Regions from separate parts of the Homo sapiens genome. Here all the other regions are linked to region 1. A link is a contact called in ENCODE Hi-C or POLR2A ChIA-PET data. All regions are on one chromosome and are shown on one strand. Each heading gives the region's core, a stretch centred on a gene start or an enhancer-like site at or near the end of the contact. The rest is flanking DNA. Distances are from core to core; before and after follow the strand shown. Region 1 has its middle 25 kb from the start of CCNE1. Region 2 holds the start of DPY19L3-DT (DPY19L3 divergent transcript). Region 3 holds the start of LINC02987 (long intergenic non-protein coding RNA 2987).

Evidence for each region. Hi-C counts contacts between places; a loop is a spot of excess contacts on that map. ChIA-PET counts read pairs that join two places held with the same protein, here RNA polymerase II (POLR2A). Pooled maps may share reads with other maps.
Region 2: a loop to region 1 is called in a map of prostate gland, with 4 times the contacts of the local background. The contact joins the promoter of DPY19L3-DT here to the enhancer-like site in region 1. A Hi-C loop is called at or near these places in 1 of 168 maps with a recorded cell type or tissue (prostate gland), 3 of 37 single-sample maps with no recorded cell type and 11 of 50 pooled maps.
Region 3: a loop to region 1 is called in a map of CD8-positive, alpha-beta T cell, with 9 times the contacts of the local background. The contact joins the promoter of LINC02987 here to the enhancer-like site in region 1. A Hi-C loop is called at or near these places in 1 of 168 maps with a recorded cell type or tissue (CD8-positive, alpha-beta T cell) and 10 of 50 pooled maps. POLR2A ChIA-PET finds 5 or more read pairs at or near these places in 1 of 52 experiments (PC-9).

The regions. Positions count from the first base shown.
Region 1 is chr19:29,834,816-29,839,728 of GRCh38, forward strand. No RefSeq gene overlaps it. Among named protein-coding and RNA genes, the nearest start is that of CCNE1, 25 kb to the left of the region's middle. RefSeq lists an enhancer at 2,632-2,911. Within about 2 kb of position 2,801, at least 3 of the 41 ENCODE cell types and tissues checked have a DNase peak (open chromatin) inside an H3K27ac peak, as active enhancers do; they include CD8-positive, alpha-beta T cell, where a contact is called at or near this core.
Region 2 is chr19:32,402,720-32,407,632 of GRCh38, forward strand. It overlaps DPY19L3-DT (DPY19L3 divergent transcript), which reads right to left and starts at 2,820. Exons shown (of 3, transcript NR_046201.1): 1 at 2,272-2,820. It overlaps DPY19L3 (dpy-19 like C-mannosyltransferase 3), which reads left to right and starts at 3,051. Exons shown (of 19, transcript NM_001172774.2): 1 at 3,051-3,190. RefSeq lists silencers at 2,603-2,652, 2,683-3,432.
Region 3 is chr19:27,791,562-27,796,474 of GRCh38, forward strand. It overlaps LINC02987 (long intergenic non-protein coding RNA 2987), which reads left to right and starts at 1,870. Exons shown (of 7, transcript NR_146733.1): 1 at 1,870-2,048. It overlaps LINC00662 (long intergenic non-protein coding RNA 662), which reads right to left and starts at 2,379. Exons shown (of 3, transcript NR_027301.1): 1 at 1,971-2,379; 2 at 1,439-1,671; 3 at 1-340. RefSeq lists enhancers at 2,112-2,591, 3,758-4,539.

The sequences.
Region 1 (4,913 bases), core at 1,551-4,050:
CCTCAGGTGATCTGCTTGCCTCAGTCTCCCAAAATGCTGGGATTACAGGTGTGAGCCACCGTGCCTGGCCTCAGTGTTATTTTCAAGATTTACCTATGTTGATCCACGTAGGGTTGAGTTTATTCTTTTGAAATGGTGGTAGAATTTTCCCCTGTGTGAATGTTCCACAATAGATATGCTCCCTGCCACCCTGGTCCACAAGTAGGTTTCTGATTTTTTCACCATCACAAACAGTGTTGCAATTGGCATCTTGTGCACATTGGTGCCACTTACCTGGATTCCTTTAGGGCACATTCCTAGATGTAGGATTGCCACGTCAAAGGGCGTGTGCCTGTGCACCTTAACTAGATGTGGTCAGTGACTTCCTCAAACTGCACCAATCTCCGCTTCCCGCCAGGGAGTGTGAGAGCTCCTGCCTCTCCACCCTTGCTCCAGTACTCAGTATCGTCAACTTCTCTTCCCATTAAAATTGCTAGTATTTAACTTTATTGGTTTTTCTCTGGCTATGAAAGTAAAGCTTGTTTGTTATAATAAATCAGAATACTACAAACACGTACAACATAGAAACTGATGATTCCCCAGAGATGCCGTTCTTAAGAGTTGGAGTGTTAAAACAGTGTACATTGCTCTAGAATTCTTTTCAATGCACACGCTAACACATGAGTGAATGAAAATATTTGCTGTTTTTCTACAGGGCGGTTTCATTCAGTTATATCATCACTAAGTAGTTTAAAATGCATATGCACATACAAACTCACTCCTTTTCTGTTGTTATTTCTCAGTGATGACTTGCCAATTGATTCCATTGCCTTCCTGGCACAAAATAGCTGCTCAGTAAATACCTGCTCCATGGATGGATGGATGGATGGATGGATGGATGGACGGACGCACGGATGGACGGACAGACAGACGGATGGATTGATGGACGAACGGACGGATGGATGGATTCTTACATTTATAGCCACTTTCTTACATTTTCATGCCCAGGAGACTATAGACTATCTTCTACTTGCAAAAGACCAAAAGATTGCATAAGATTAGAAAGCGAGACATTAACAGAAATTAATCAAGCCCCTGTCCAGGTTCTAGTCCTTTTTTGAGCAAAGGTGCCATACACCACGGAATCCCAGTTCCTGGCGGGGTTACCGGGGGCATGGCATCCAACAGCCCAGTCTGCAATGCACCATTAGACACACAGACAAATCCATCCCCTCTACTTTGGGGCAGCACTGTGATGAACCATCCTTGGGATACTGTCCCTTTTTTAAAAGGAAAAAAATCCAAAGTTAGTATGTTCCAGCAGTCACAGCCTGAGTCATCCATCCAGAAAGCTCTCTGTGCTCCTCTTGCTAAGCCCCTGAGTTATCTCTTGTTATAGACAAGTAATGAACATCCAAGCTCTGTAAGATGGTTACTTGGTCTGAAGCATTCCCTCCTTCTTAAAAAAAAAAAGTTTTATTTATTTTATTTTTTACATCTCTTATTATTTATTTATTTATTTTTTGGTAGAGATGGGCTCTCACTATGTGGCCCAGGCTGGTCTTGAACTCCTGGCCTCAAATGATCCTCCTGCCTCAGCCTCCCAAAGTGCTGGGATTACAGGTATGAGCCACCATACCCAGTCAGAAGGGTTGCCTTTGAAGTTCTGCATCTTCCATCCCTCTTCTAAGCTGTAGGGGATTCGCCCCAGCATTCAGGGCTAATGTAGAGGCTGCACGTTGGGGCCTGCAGGTCAGGTGGGTTGTGCTGGGGCTGCCGAGTCATTTCAAAACACTTGAGGCAATATTGAAAACCTGGAAAGTTCACATTCAGATACAGCTCCCCAGCTCTGGGCAGCCCTGCAGGCAGGGCATGTGGTCTGCAATATACCAGAATCCTCACCACCTCTACCACACCCTACGCTAAGGTCTCAGACTCCATTGCTGTTTACCTTCACAAACGCACTGCACATCTTCTTGGAGTAGACAAATATTTCTTGTAACTGTGACTATCAAAAGTGAGAAAACAGCTTTGAGTGCAGTGGCCCACATCTGTAATCCCAGCACTTTGGGAGGCTGATGCAGGAGGATCACTTAAGGACAGGAGTTCAAGACCAGCCTGGACAACATAGTGAGACACTGTCTCTACAAAAAAATTAAAAATTAGCCGGGCATGATGACTCATATCTGTAATCCCAGCACTTTGGTAGGCCGAGGAGGGCGGATCATTAGAGCCCAGGAGTTCGAGACCAGCCTAGGTGACATAGCAAGACCCCGTGTCTTTAAAAAACAAAACAAAAGTGAGAAAACTGTGTAGATCAAGAAGGTGGAGTGTTTCAAGAAGAATGGCAGAGAGGGAACATTTCTTCTAGAAATGCAGACTACTTGAGCATGTTTAATATTCAATACAAAGATGTCTTGGTGTCCAAAGACATCTTCTTTTATGGGCCTGGCTCCCATAGGCACCTGAGTTTGAGATTCCTGGATTTATAGGAGTCTCGGCTCTGACCCCAAGGTCCTGTGGGGCTTTCAGCTTGTCCCTTACTTACTATGGGCCTCAATTTCCTCATCTGCCCAATGAACACCATCTCTACTAAAAATACAAAAATTATCTGGGCATGGTGGTGCGTGCCTATAATCCAGCAACTCAGGAGGCTGAGGCAGGAGAATCACTTGAACCCAGGAAGTCAGAGGTTGCAGTGAGCTGAGATCTCACCACTGTACTCTAGCCTGGCGACAGAGTGAGACTCTGTCTCAAAAAAAAAAGTTGCTTTCTGTTTCTCTTCCAACTCTTGTCTTCCAGGTGGTGATGGAAGACTAGTTTGGGGATGTTTTCAGGTTTGCAATCATACTTCAGGGAACTCCCCTGCTTCCTGTCATGCAAAGGAGCTTTCATTTCTCTAGATGTCAGGGTGGGTGGGTGTGAGAGAGACAGTGGGCAGGACCAAAGTCAAACTAGCAAGCAGGTGGGCGAGAAGCTGCCAGGGGCAGAGAGAAGCCCGCAGCCTCCACCCCACACCTTACTTCTATTCCCTAGGCCTCCTGGTGATCCCTGAGGTGACCTTTGGCCCTCAGTCCCTCTAAGGCACATCAAGGCCGGAGGTGAGGCAGGTGTGATTCCAGGGCCGCTGCCGGGAAATAGTTCCCCCACACCCATCAAAGCCTGGTGCCTGAAAGGTAACTGGTTGTCTGGTGGCTCTGGAGAGAGAGATCCAAGGTGGGAAGGCGCTCAGGCCTCCCAAAAAAGCTTCCAGCACTGAGGCGGACTTTGCTCTTCCTTGAAGGGAACCCTGCACTGTGCTCCCGGGAAACCCCCTCTCTGATTCCACCACTGTGATGGAGAAAACTGAGGCTGCAGAAGAAAAATTGCAGCTGCAGAAGATGAGTGTACAGATCCCAGGAGTGATTTTTCCACACTGTTCATCTCCGTGCTATCCAGGGCAGCTGAAAAGGATGGCTCATCTGCGGCTTGAGATAGATGCAGACGTCAATAAGGAATTCACGGAAACACAAAAGGCGGGCTGGGTGGCTTTTATTAATTATATTTCTTCTATCTTCAAAACAATAACACATCAGTAATCTACGTTGAATGAGCCCAATTGATGCCAATGATTTCTTTTTTTCTTTCTCCTTTTTTTTTTTTTTTTTTTTGTGAGACAGGTTCTTGGTCTGTCGTCAAGGCTGGAGTGCAGTGGCACGATCTCAGCTCACTGCAACCTCCACCTCCCGGGTTCAAGTGATTCTCATGTCTCAGCCTCCTGAGTAGCTGGGATTACAGGCACCCGCCACCACACCCAGCTAATTTTTGTATTGTTAGTAGAGACAGGGTTTCACCATGTTGGCCAGGCTGGTCTCGAACTCCTGACCTCAGGTGATTCACCTGCCTCAGCCTCCCAAAGTGCAGGGATTACAGGCGTGAGCCACCATGTCCAGCAGTGATGCCAATGATTTTATCCTTTTGTTTCTGTTGGAGGGAAAAAAGAAAAAAGGTCTGTCTGCCCAAGCTAGTCAGCCCTCGCATGAGCCTGGAGATCAGCAAAGCCCTAGAAGCCCTTACCAGGGCCCCCTCACTGCCATTTTTGCATCCTGGCTCTCCCTGGCAATGCCCACAGCAGTCCTGCCTGGCAGTGCCCATCTGCTGTGTCCCCAGCCACCGTCCCCTCTCCTGCGTTCTTCTTTGCTATAGTCCCACGTAGAGGAGTTCTGACCTCAGTATTGAGTCCTCTCTTTGGGTGGAGGTAGAGGCAGGGTATGTGTGTATTGGGGGTCTGGGGGGCAGTGTTTAGAAACTGAGGACCCCTCTTGGTGCACCTCAAATCACATTCCTCACCTAACGGTTATTTCTGAAGAAAGAAAAGAAATAATCGGTTCTAGATTGCTTTCTTCCTACAATCCTTATCTATTATCATTAGATTTCACTGTTTGGCACACATTAGAAAAGGGTATGTGTACGGTGGGGCACACAGCAACGGCTGAAAGACTCACAGATTATTTGCCCGCTTCTGTCATCACTCTCCACCCCCAGATCCTAGGGTGAACTGTCAGGGATGGCATCGAACAGTTTCCAAACTTAAATGTGCTAAACCTCAGTATCCTTTCCTCCTCCTCCTCCGTGCCACCCCAGAACAGGCGGTGGCTGCACATCTGGCCCAGGAAAGAGGCACTGAGAAAAGCATTCAGGCAATATACAAATGAGAGAGACAGGTGCATACACCTGACATTTGTTATTATTTGGATACAAACGTCATTAGCATGTGAGCTTCAAACAGCCGCTAAAGTCTGGGCTCTGTGCAGCCTCCGCACCTAGATTTCACCAAAAGGCGCTTTCAGAATGGGGTTGGGATGACCTTTCCTGGACCCACTTCACCAGGTAGCCCTGGTTTGTGAAAATGACCTAGATAAGGCTGGGCGCAGTGGCTCACGCCTGTAATCTCA
Region 2 (4,913 bases), core at 1,570-4,069, 2.6 Mb after region 1:
TCAGACAGGAAAAAGCCAGTAAGACGGAAGAACTCACACCCTCGGGATCCCAAGACAAGATACTTCCATGGGATGGATGTAATGAACAGTGTTAAAAGATTTCTGGTGCAGTGCTTCTCAAAGTGTGATGTACACATAAATGACCTGGGGGTCATATTAAAATGCAGATTTTGGCTACACAGGTCTTGGGTAGGACCTGAGACCTGGCTTTTCTCAGAAGACCCCAGGTGATGCCCATGCTGCACAGCCCACAGACCACATGTTGAGTAACAAGGTTCTGCTGTGGTTCCCAAACTTTTCCGAGCACAGAATTATCTGGAAAACTTCTGTACTAGTCCATACAGCTATACATACTGCTATAAAGGATACTGCTACAAAGAATGCCCAAGACTGGGTAATTTATAAAGGAAAGAAGTTTAATTGACTCACAGTTCAGCATGGCTGGGGAAGCCTCAGAAAACTTACAAACATGGCAGAAGGCAAAGGGGGAAGCAAGGCACTTTCCTCACAAGGAGGCAGGAAGAAGTGCTGAGCGAAGAGGCAAGATCCCCTTATAAAACCATCACATCTTGTGAGAACTCACTATCATGAGAACAGCATGGGGGAAGCTGCCTCCATAATTCAATTACCTCCACCTGGTCTCTCCCTTGAAAGGTGGGGATTATGGGAATTACAATTCAAGATGAGATTTGGGTGTGGACATAAAGCCTAACCATATCAACTTCTTAAAGATTAGTGGTCCCCTAGCCCTACAGATTCTAAATTGAGTAGGCGTGGGGTAGGGCCTGATAACATGCATTTCTTAACAACCTCCCAAGTGATGGTGACAGTGACGCTGCAGATCCCCAGACCACACTTTTGAGATGCACAGCACAACTATTTGTGGCCCTGGCAGAGACAACCAGGGAGACTATTTAGGCTTCTAAACCTACTGCAAACCGGAAGTCTTGCTATATACCACCACTGCAGTCACAGTCCATTACAGGAGCCCATTCCTTTTATAGTACCTCCCTGGCTCCGGGCTCATATGGCCAGAAGTGTGAGCAAGGACCTACACTCATTATCCATCACCTCCATGGTTACTTTATCAGAACCAAAGACTCATTCTTAATTGGCTTATTCTCCCCAAGACTTACTCTCAGCAGTAGGTCCTACTTAGGAAAAGTCTCAAAGCTTCATCTTGCTTAGGAATGTCTTTTCATAGTATTAAAAAAAGCAGCTACTGCTGAATTCTACTTTCTTTTTAACTAAGCGATGATATTTCACAATGGTCACATTTCCCCCAGAGTGAAACAACTTGAGAGAAAAAAAAAAACCTATAAAATAAGAGGGAAATCCTATTTAAGGGGAACTCAATTCACCTATGTATTCATGAAACAGACACATGCACATAAAGGCATCTTAACGTGAAAAATAAACATACAGTCCTTGCCCTCAAGCCAGGCGACAGAAAAGCTACCAACAACCAGGCTGAAACAAGACAAATGCCATCTGAAAAAACAGCTGACATTTGTTTCTATCAAAGCCATCCAGCAGATACCTCAACATCTTTCCACAGAACGTGTGCTCTTTACTAACAACCGACACACAAAGGAGGACGATCTCCAACAGAGGTGACTAGGAAAGGCTTCCTGGATGGCGTAATTTAGTGTTGGAGTCAGACCAATGAGCCGCCTTTTCACGGGTGGAGGTCCCAGATGGCCATCCCTTTAACAAAAATCAATTAACATGTAAATTATGTACTGACAAATACAACGTTTGATGGGCCCGCTGCAGTGGCTAAAGCCTGTAATCCCAACATTTTGAGAAGCTGAGGCAGGAGGCCTGCTTGAACTCAGGAGTTTTAGACCAGACTGGTCAACACAACGAGACCCCATCACTATAAAAATTAAAATGAATCTCAGCTACTCAGGAGGCTGAGGAAGCAGGGTCACTTGGGCACAGGGGACTAAGGTTGCAGTGAGCTACGATCACACCACTGCACTCCAGCCTGGACGACAAAGCAAGACCCCCATCTCTACGAAAAATTTAAAAATTAGCTGGGCATAGTAGTGCGAGCCTGTGGTCCCAGCTACTCCGGAGGCTGAGGCGGGAGGATCGCTTGCGCCCAGGAGGCCGAGGTTGCAGTGAGCCGTGATAGCACCACTGCACTCCAGCCTGGGCGACAGACTGAGAGCCTCACCTGTAAAAAATAATTTTAAAAAAGGTTCCACCTAGTGTTTTCCGTGGTGTGACTAAGAAAAGTATCTAGAAATAAAGCACAGTCAGTACCTGCTCTCAAAAAACGGCTGCCAATCTAGTTTGGAGACAGAAAAATATACCCGACTGAGAACACAGAGGAGCCTGTTTTCGGAAGAGGGGCGTCTTTGGAGACGCAAAATCCTCTCCGCGGGACGCTGACGGGCAGTCGGTAAAGGACTTCCAAGCACTGGTCAGTGACAATCGGGCGCTGGGGCTTTGCCAAGGCCCGGAGGCGGCGCGCCAAACCGGGCAATGCGGGAAGCGGGGCAGGCCCGAGTGGCCCTACTGCTGCCGTCCCTACTGATCCCTGCGCATCCGCCACAGAGCAGGGAACGGCAGAAAGGAGGAAGGAGGGGGAGTTCCGTAAATCAGGCCCTCAGGGGCTCCCAGGCCCGCACCCCTCTCAAGCCCCGGGGACCACCGCGGAGCCGCTGCTCCGGGCCGTGCGGCTCGAGGCGAACCTGCCTCAGAGCCGCCGGGCCCTCCTATCCCGAGCCGTATCTCTAGCTCCGGCCTGAGGTGGCCGGCGACTGCGTGCGCAAACACAAGATCCGCACCCCACTCCCCGCCACTGCAGCTCCGCGGCCGCGCTCAGAGTCTCCGGAACAGACCGGACTCAATGCGGACCAGGCAAGCGGAAGTGTGCCGCTTCCTTCCGGCCAGCGCAGCACGAGACGAGGCGGGGAACCGCGGGAGGAGGCGGGGCCTAGTGTTGACGAACAGCTCCCGGGGCCTATGGGCGCGGGGGCAGCCGCCCGGCCTCTCCGGCGCGCCCCCTCCCCGGGGCTGTTGACGCCCCCCAGCCCCTCATTTCCACAAAGCTCCGCGGCGGTTCTGCCCTCCTTGTACCCGCGGCGCGCTGCGGCCCGTGGCGCGGCCCCGTTCCCGCCTAGCCCCGTCGGCCTCCTTCCCCTCCCGGAGCCGCGCGTGAGGACGGCTGAGGCCGCAGGTCTGTGGCGGCGCGCCGGGACGCGCGGGCGAGGGTCTACCGAGAGGGCGGGCGGGCGCCGGCGGAACCCTCGGCTACAGCCCCGAGCCCCTGGGGCCGCCCCTCCCCGCCGCGTGGCGCAGTCGGGGGGCGCGGCCGCGGCGTCGGGGCGTCGGGAGGGGCGGAGCGCGGGAGTGTCTGCCGGGACGCGGGCCGGGCTGGGCTCCGGAAGGACCAAGTTTGCGGAGCGGCTTCTGCTCGTCGGCCGTGCGGCGAGGCAGGGCCTGGGCTGCGACCCCGGCGGCCGCTCGCGGTCTTGGGAGAGCTGGGGCGCGTGCCTGAACTTCCCGGCTGCCCCTGTCCTTGGAGACCTACCTGATGGGGACGCCAGGTGTGCAGGGGCGTGGCGCGTAGGTAAGCGGACCCGGTGCCTGCCTCGTCCAGGGGATGCTCACTAGAGCGCTAGGCTTTTTTATTTTTATTTTTTAGAGACAGGGGTCTCGCTGTCTCGCCCAGGCTGGAGTGCAGTGGCGTTATCACGGCTCACTGCAACCTCGAACTCTTGGGCTCAAGCGATTCTCCCACCTCAGCCTCTGGAGTAGCTGGGACCACAGGCATGCACCACCGAGCCTGGCTATTTTATTGTATAGATAGGGTCTCGCTCTGTTCCCCAGGCTGGTCTCAAACTCATGGTCTGAAGTCATCCTCCTGCCTCAACCTCCCAAAGCGCTGGGATTACATGAGCCGCCTCGCCCGGCTAGCGCTAGTCGTCCTTATTAATAAAGAATCGCTTCTGGTCCCTTTTCAGTTGTTTACAATGGCATTCCTTTTGATCTGATGGAGGAACTTTTTTTCTTAGTTCATGGGACTGTTGCAGTGCCTGACACATAATTGGTACTTAAATATGTGTTGGTTTTCTGCCTTAACATATTAGAATATATGAATTGTTTAAAAAAGTCCTCTCACACTTAGGGAGGACTCTAGGATGAGGTCACATGGGGGATAAGCCCATCTGTGGCTGTAGGACTTTGTTAAACACTCCTCTTCTCCCTCTCTGTTCCAGATTCTCCATTTCCAGTGCTTGAAAGCACAGTACTTAAATCTGGCTTCCTGCTTTTTTTTTTTTTTTTGGTATGAATGAATACATGAATTGTATAATGTTAGTTGGTTTGTTCTGTAGAGCAAGTTACCCTTAGGAATTAATAAACTGTGGAAACAATCATGTCAGGCTACTAGTCACATTTAAGAAATAATTAGTAAGAGGCTGTTCATTATTCAGAGGAGTGAAGCAAGATGTTCTGGAGGACTGGAACCCGCTTACTCACTGCCACCACTCCCCCGCCTCCCACTTGCTGCTGCCAAACCAGGCTCCTGCTCCCCCCCACCCATTACTCCCACCGACGCTCCCTGGGATAGCAGCTGCCCTGATTGGCACACCCCCGCAGTCATCACCACTGAGGCGTATTCCTGAAGCTGCCAGTGTGAATTGTTTTATAGAACACTGGTGTTAAAATTCAGGTACCTGAGACAAAACAATATTTTAATTCTTCAAAATCCGGTTGTCAACACATTTACTATGGAGTATCTCCCACGTGGCCACTTCTGTGGGAGGTACTGAAGACCTACTACCGCCTATGGAAGTAGAAAATAATATACAACTGTGTAGTTACGTGACGCATTGCGTGGTAACTGCTATGGCTCAGGGAGGGAGAAGATCAGCCGGAACTGGAATGTCCCAAGATGT
Region 3 (4,913 bases), core at 620-3,119, 2.0 Mb before region 1:
GAAAACATCATGACAATATCACAAATATAATGACACATTTAAAAAAGTAGATGTGGCCAGGCATGGTGGCTCACGCCTGTAATCCCAGCACTTTGGGAGGAGGAGGCAGCCGGATAACGAGGTCAAGAGATTGAGACCATCCTGGTCAACATGGTGAAACCCCGTCTCTACTAAAAATACAAAAATCAGCTGGGCGTGGTGGCGCATGCCTGTAGTCCCAGATACTTGGGAGGCTGAGGCATAAGAATCGCTTGAACCCAGGAGGTGGAGGTTGCAGTGAGCCGAGACAGGCCACGGCACTGTACAGCCTGGTGACAGAGCGAGACTCTGTCTCAAATAACTAAAAAAGAAAAAAAGAAAAAGTAGGTGTAAAACTATCCATAGTAGATACTCTCATTTACATAAAATCCAGTAAGAAAACAAAACTGAAGTTCTGGCTTCCGGTAATACTGGAGTAGCTTGCTAAACTAACACTCTCACAGATAACAATGATACAATCTGGATAAAATATTATATATAGTTACATAGAAACATTCATCTATATACAATACATACATACGTGTGTGTGACTGAATGAGAATTTCAACCTTTCCCACCGTAGGGAAGATAATTATTCTGTTTGAATTCAGCCACATTTACCCCCTCTTCAAATAATAACAATGCTCTTCCAAAGAATACAACAGAATTTAGTCTCTATAACTAATATTTATAATTTCTATTACACAATATTAAAATTCATAAAATGTGTGAAGAAATGTAACATGCAAACTATACACAAGATAAAAAGCAGGCAGCAGAAGCTATTTCTAAGATGTCCGAGATGATGTAATCAGCAGACAAGTATTTCAGGGCAGCTATTATAAGTACGTTCATGGGGGTAAAGGAAAATATTCTCATAATGAATTAACTCATGTAGAGTCTCAGCAGAGACATGGAAATTATAAAAAGAGTAAAATAGAAGACAATAAAATAATAAAATAAAAAGAACTTTTAGTTTACAGAGTAGAAACAGAAGACAGCAATATAAACCATCCAATCTGAAGACTGAAACAAGTTTAAAGAAAATGAAAAGAGGCCTAAGAGACCTGTGAAATGATTGAGTCTGAGACAGAGAGGGAGAGACAGAAAAATTAAATATAATACAAAAACAAATAAACAATAGCTGAAAATTTAAAAACTTGGTCAAAACCGCAAATTCTTATATTCAAAAGGTGAACACACTCCAAAACAAAAACAAAAACAAATAAAACCATATCGAGGCCCTACTGTGATTTAGAAAACTGGCAGAGCAAGATTTTCCAGGGAGTTGCTATGATTTCTCATTTTCACTATTTATAATAATGGAAAATATGCACTCCTTAGTTTTCTTCTTGGAGAAAGTCTGACTTGTCAAACACAGATGACTTTTCAGTTTAGTTTTCAAGGTTTAATTTCTTACCTTGGAAATCAATTAAATTTGTTTCTTTAAAATGTCGCAGTAAAATTGCTCCTCCAGACAGATGTCCACGGAGATTCTGTCCTGCTGCGTCCGCCTTTCACAGAACTGAGGTTGTTCCTACACCAGTTTCAGAAGCGTGTAGGCACGCTTTATTACAGTGGCAGCAGCGTCCCTGTGCGAGGTCTAACCCAGGTGTGGGCCCTGCAGCCAGCCCGGGGGTCCAATGGGTCCTCCTATGGAGCACAGGAAGAATCGTGGCAGGCCAGAGATAGACAAAAGGTGGCTTTTAAAAGGGAAGTGTCAGGTTACCAGGGACTGGGTACTTTTACACGCGGACCTTCGGCCCTGCCCATAGAAAGGGGCAGCACTGCGCATCTCTGAAGGAGTGTGGCAAAGGGTGGGGCAATAAGAAGGGTGGGGCAGAAAGGAGTGGCCCCTCAGGAGGAAGGGGCGGGGAGATCCCAGCTACTAGAGGACGCCCGTTCCAATGGCAACTCTGCCAAGGCGCCTATGAGAGCCTCTTGGCTTTTACCTGGTCTGCGAGAAATCAAACTTTGGGCACAAGTCATGAAGCCGACAAGCCCGGGAGACACAGTGTCAGAATTACAAGGTGAGATCAGCCGCCCGGCCAAGCTATCTTCTCGCTAGCAGGTGAGGCCCGTGAACAGCCAAGCTCCCCTTGGCACGGCGGAACCGCAGTGGACGCGTGGAGGGGCTCCGTAGAGGAGGGACCTTTGCTTGGGATGCGGGGAGCTGTAGTCTCTTATCTGCACCCAGCTTGTTAGTTGTACGCCTGCAGGACTACAATCTCAGCACAAAGCAGGATTGTAGGGCGGTGCGGATCCCTGGAGGGAGACAGCGCGGTGCGCTCCTGCCGGCCATGCTGGCTGGGGTGGTGTCTTAGGCGGTTCCAGCCGTTAGTCACAGGGCGGCCGGACTACAATCCCAGCATACAACGGGAGTGGAGGTGGTGACCTTGAGAGAGGGCCTGTGCTGTGCGCGCCTCGCGGGGCATGCTGGGAGCAGTAGCATCTTAGCTGCTTCCGGCCGCTGGTCGCAGGGCTGCGGGACTACAATCTTCGCATGAAATGGAAGAGAGGGTGGTGCGGATAGCTTGAGGAAGGTACGGATACCTTGAGGGAGGTATGGATACGTTGAGGGAGGTACGGATACGTTGAGGGAGGTTACGGATACGTTAAGGGAGGTACAGCAGCGGTGCGCGCCTTGCAGGGCATGCTGAGAGGAACAGTTTTTTAACTGCTTCTGGCTGTTGGTGGCAGAGCTGCGGGACTACAATCCCAGTATGCTACGGGAGTGGGGATGATGCTGGTCCCTTGAGGGGGGGGGGCAGCGCGGTGCCCTCCTGCCGGGCATGCTGGTAATAGTGTCTTAGCTGCTTCCGGCCGTTGGTCGCAGGGCTATGGGACTACAGTCTCAGCATGCGCAGGGTTCAAGGGTGTTGCGCAGCCCCGCAGGGAGGGGCAGGGCGGTGTTGACCTCTGTTTCCAAACCCATGCTGGCTACTGAATCTGTGCCACCCCTGGCTAAGGGGAGTGAGTCCATAGAGGGACTTGAAGGGCAGGTCTGGGCTGGGCAGTGAGGAGAGTATGATACTGCAAAGTGCGCCTCGCCTTTGCCAAAATCGGTCGGGTCTCAGGCTCACCCCACCTCCCGCTGCTCAGTTCCGTTTCCCTCCAGAGCATCAAGCCTCCTCCCGCCCAGGGGGCCTCCTGCTTTCCTAAGCTGCTGTGGAATCGGCCTGAGGTCCCAGACGCTGTCCATTGTGCTGCTGCTCTCTGCTTTCTCCAGCCAGAGTGCCAGTTCATCCGCTTTTGGGAGAACTCCGCCGCCTGGCCTGCCCGCGGAAAAGGTCACAGCTTTGCAGGGGGTGACATGGGCTATGGCTTCCTGGAAATGTCACCCTCACTAGCGCCTTTTAGATAGATGTGAATTTTGAGACATGAGGGAGAGTAATTATTGGTTTACCCAGGAGATGCTAAGAGCAGAGGAGAAAACCCTAATTTCCAGGCATGTGTCCTGAGCCAGGGACAGGCTGGCCAGACCCTAAGCCCCCAGTGCCGCCAGAGAGCAGCCTACTGCCCTGATTTGTGTGGAATCCCCTTCGTGCTGCTGGGCCTTAGCGTCAGGGACAGCCCAGTCAGGTGAAGGTGGGGATGACCCATGGGCTTCTGGAAGTGGGTTGGTGGTCCTGGGAGGGCCAGCCCATCCCCCCTTGGAGAGGGTCTTTGTGCTGAAGGATGCCCACAGAGGCCTGGGTACCAGGAACACTGCTCTAGGCAAGGTGCCTTTCTTCCAGATTTGGCTGAAAGGAAGGAAGACTTGGTCAGCTTTTCCACCCAGCCATCTGGCCCTTACAGGGCTGCTCCCCATGGACCTGGGTTTGTAGAGTCCTCCAGGGCTTTGTGTGGCCCACTAGTTCTGATACTGAGGACACCCCTGCAGGCTGTTAATTTCAGAACAAGGGGTGTGTGCAGACTGGGGCATGGGTGCTGTCAGGGTACCCCAGGCTGCTCCAGGGACGGTACCCCAGTGTTCAACTTGGCTTGGGGCCCCCTGCCTCATGCCCTTACTCCAGGGCTGCTTGGCCTGGGCTTGAGCCATGGTCCAGAACTCAGGTGGCCCCATTGCCACCTAATATAAGGGCCTGTCTCCACAGTGGGTGAGACGCCCCTGGGCACTGGGCTCTTCAGTCATCCAGGGCTATCCACTCCATGGCATGAGTTCCCACATTCAGCTGAACTCTGTCTGGCTCTGGACTGGGGTCCCTCCTGTGCCCTTTCCCTGAATCCTCTCTGGGTCCGAGACACTGATCCTCTTCACTCTCTGGCTTAAGGCTTGTTCTCCTGACCTCCTTGGAGGGGTGCTCAGGATTGAGGACCCCTGCTGTTCTCTGGGGCTGTTGGTACTCGGAGGTGTGGGTGTTGGCTTGCACTGAGAAGTCCAACCCCTTCAGTGCCCTTCAGGGGTCCTTTAAGAGCAGGAGTGATAGGGTGTGGGGGAGTGCCTTAGAGGGGTCTTGCCCTCATCCCCTGCCCTGTCTCTGAGACGTGTCCAGTAAACCTGAGGTCAGCACCTCAGGAATGAAATAATGTCTTTTGCAGCAACTTGAATGAAGCTGGAGGCCATTATTCCAAGTGAAATAACTCAGGAATTAAAAATCAAATGCCATATGTTCTCACTTATAAGTTGGAGCTAAGCCATGCGTATGCAAAGGCATGCGGGGTGACATAATGGACTTTGGAGACTCAGACATGAGGGTGGCAGGTGGATGAAGGATGAAAAAACTACCTGTTGAGTACAATATATACTACTCAGGTGACAAGTGCACTAAAATCTCAGAATCCAACACTATATAATTCATTCATGTAACCAAAAACCACTTGTACCCAAATGATATTGACATTAAAAAAAATTTAAAACTAACAAAATTTATAATAAAAGCTTTTTAAAAAAT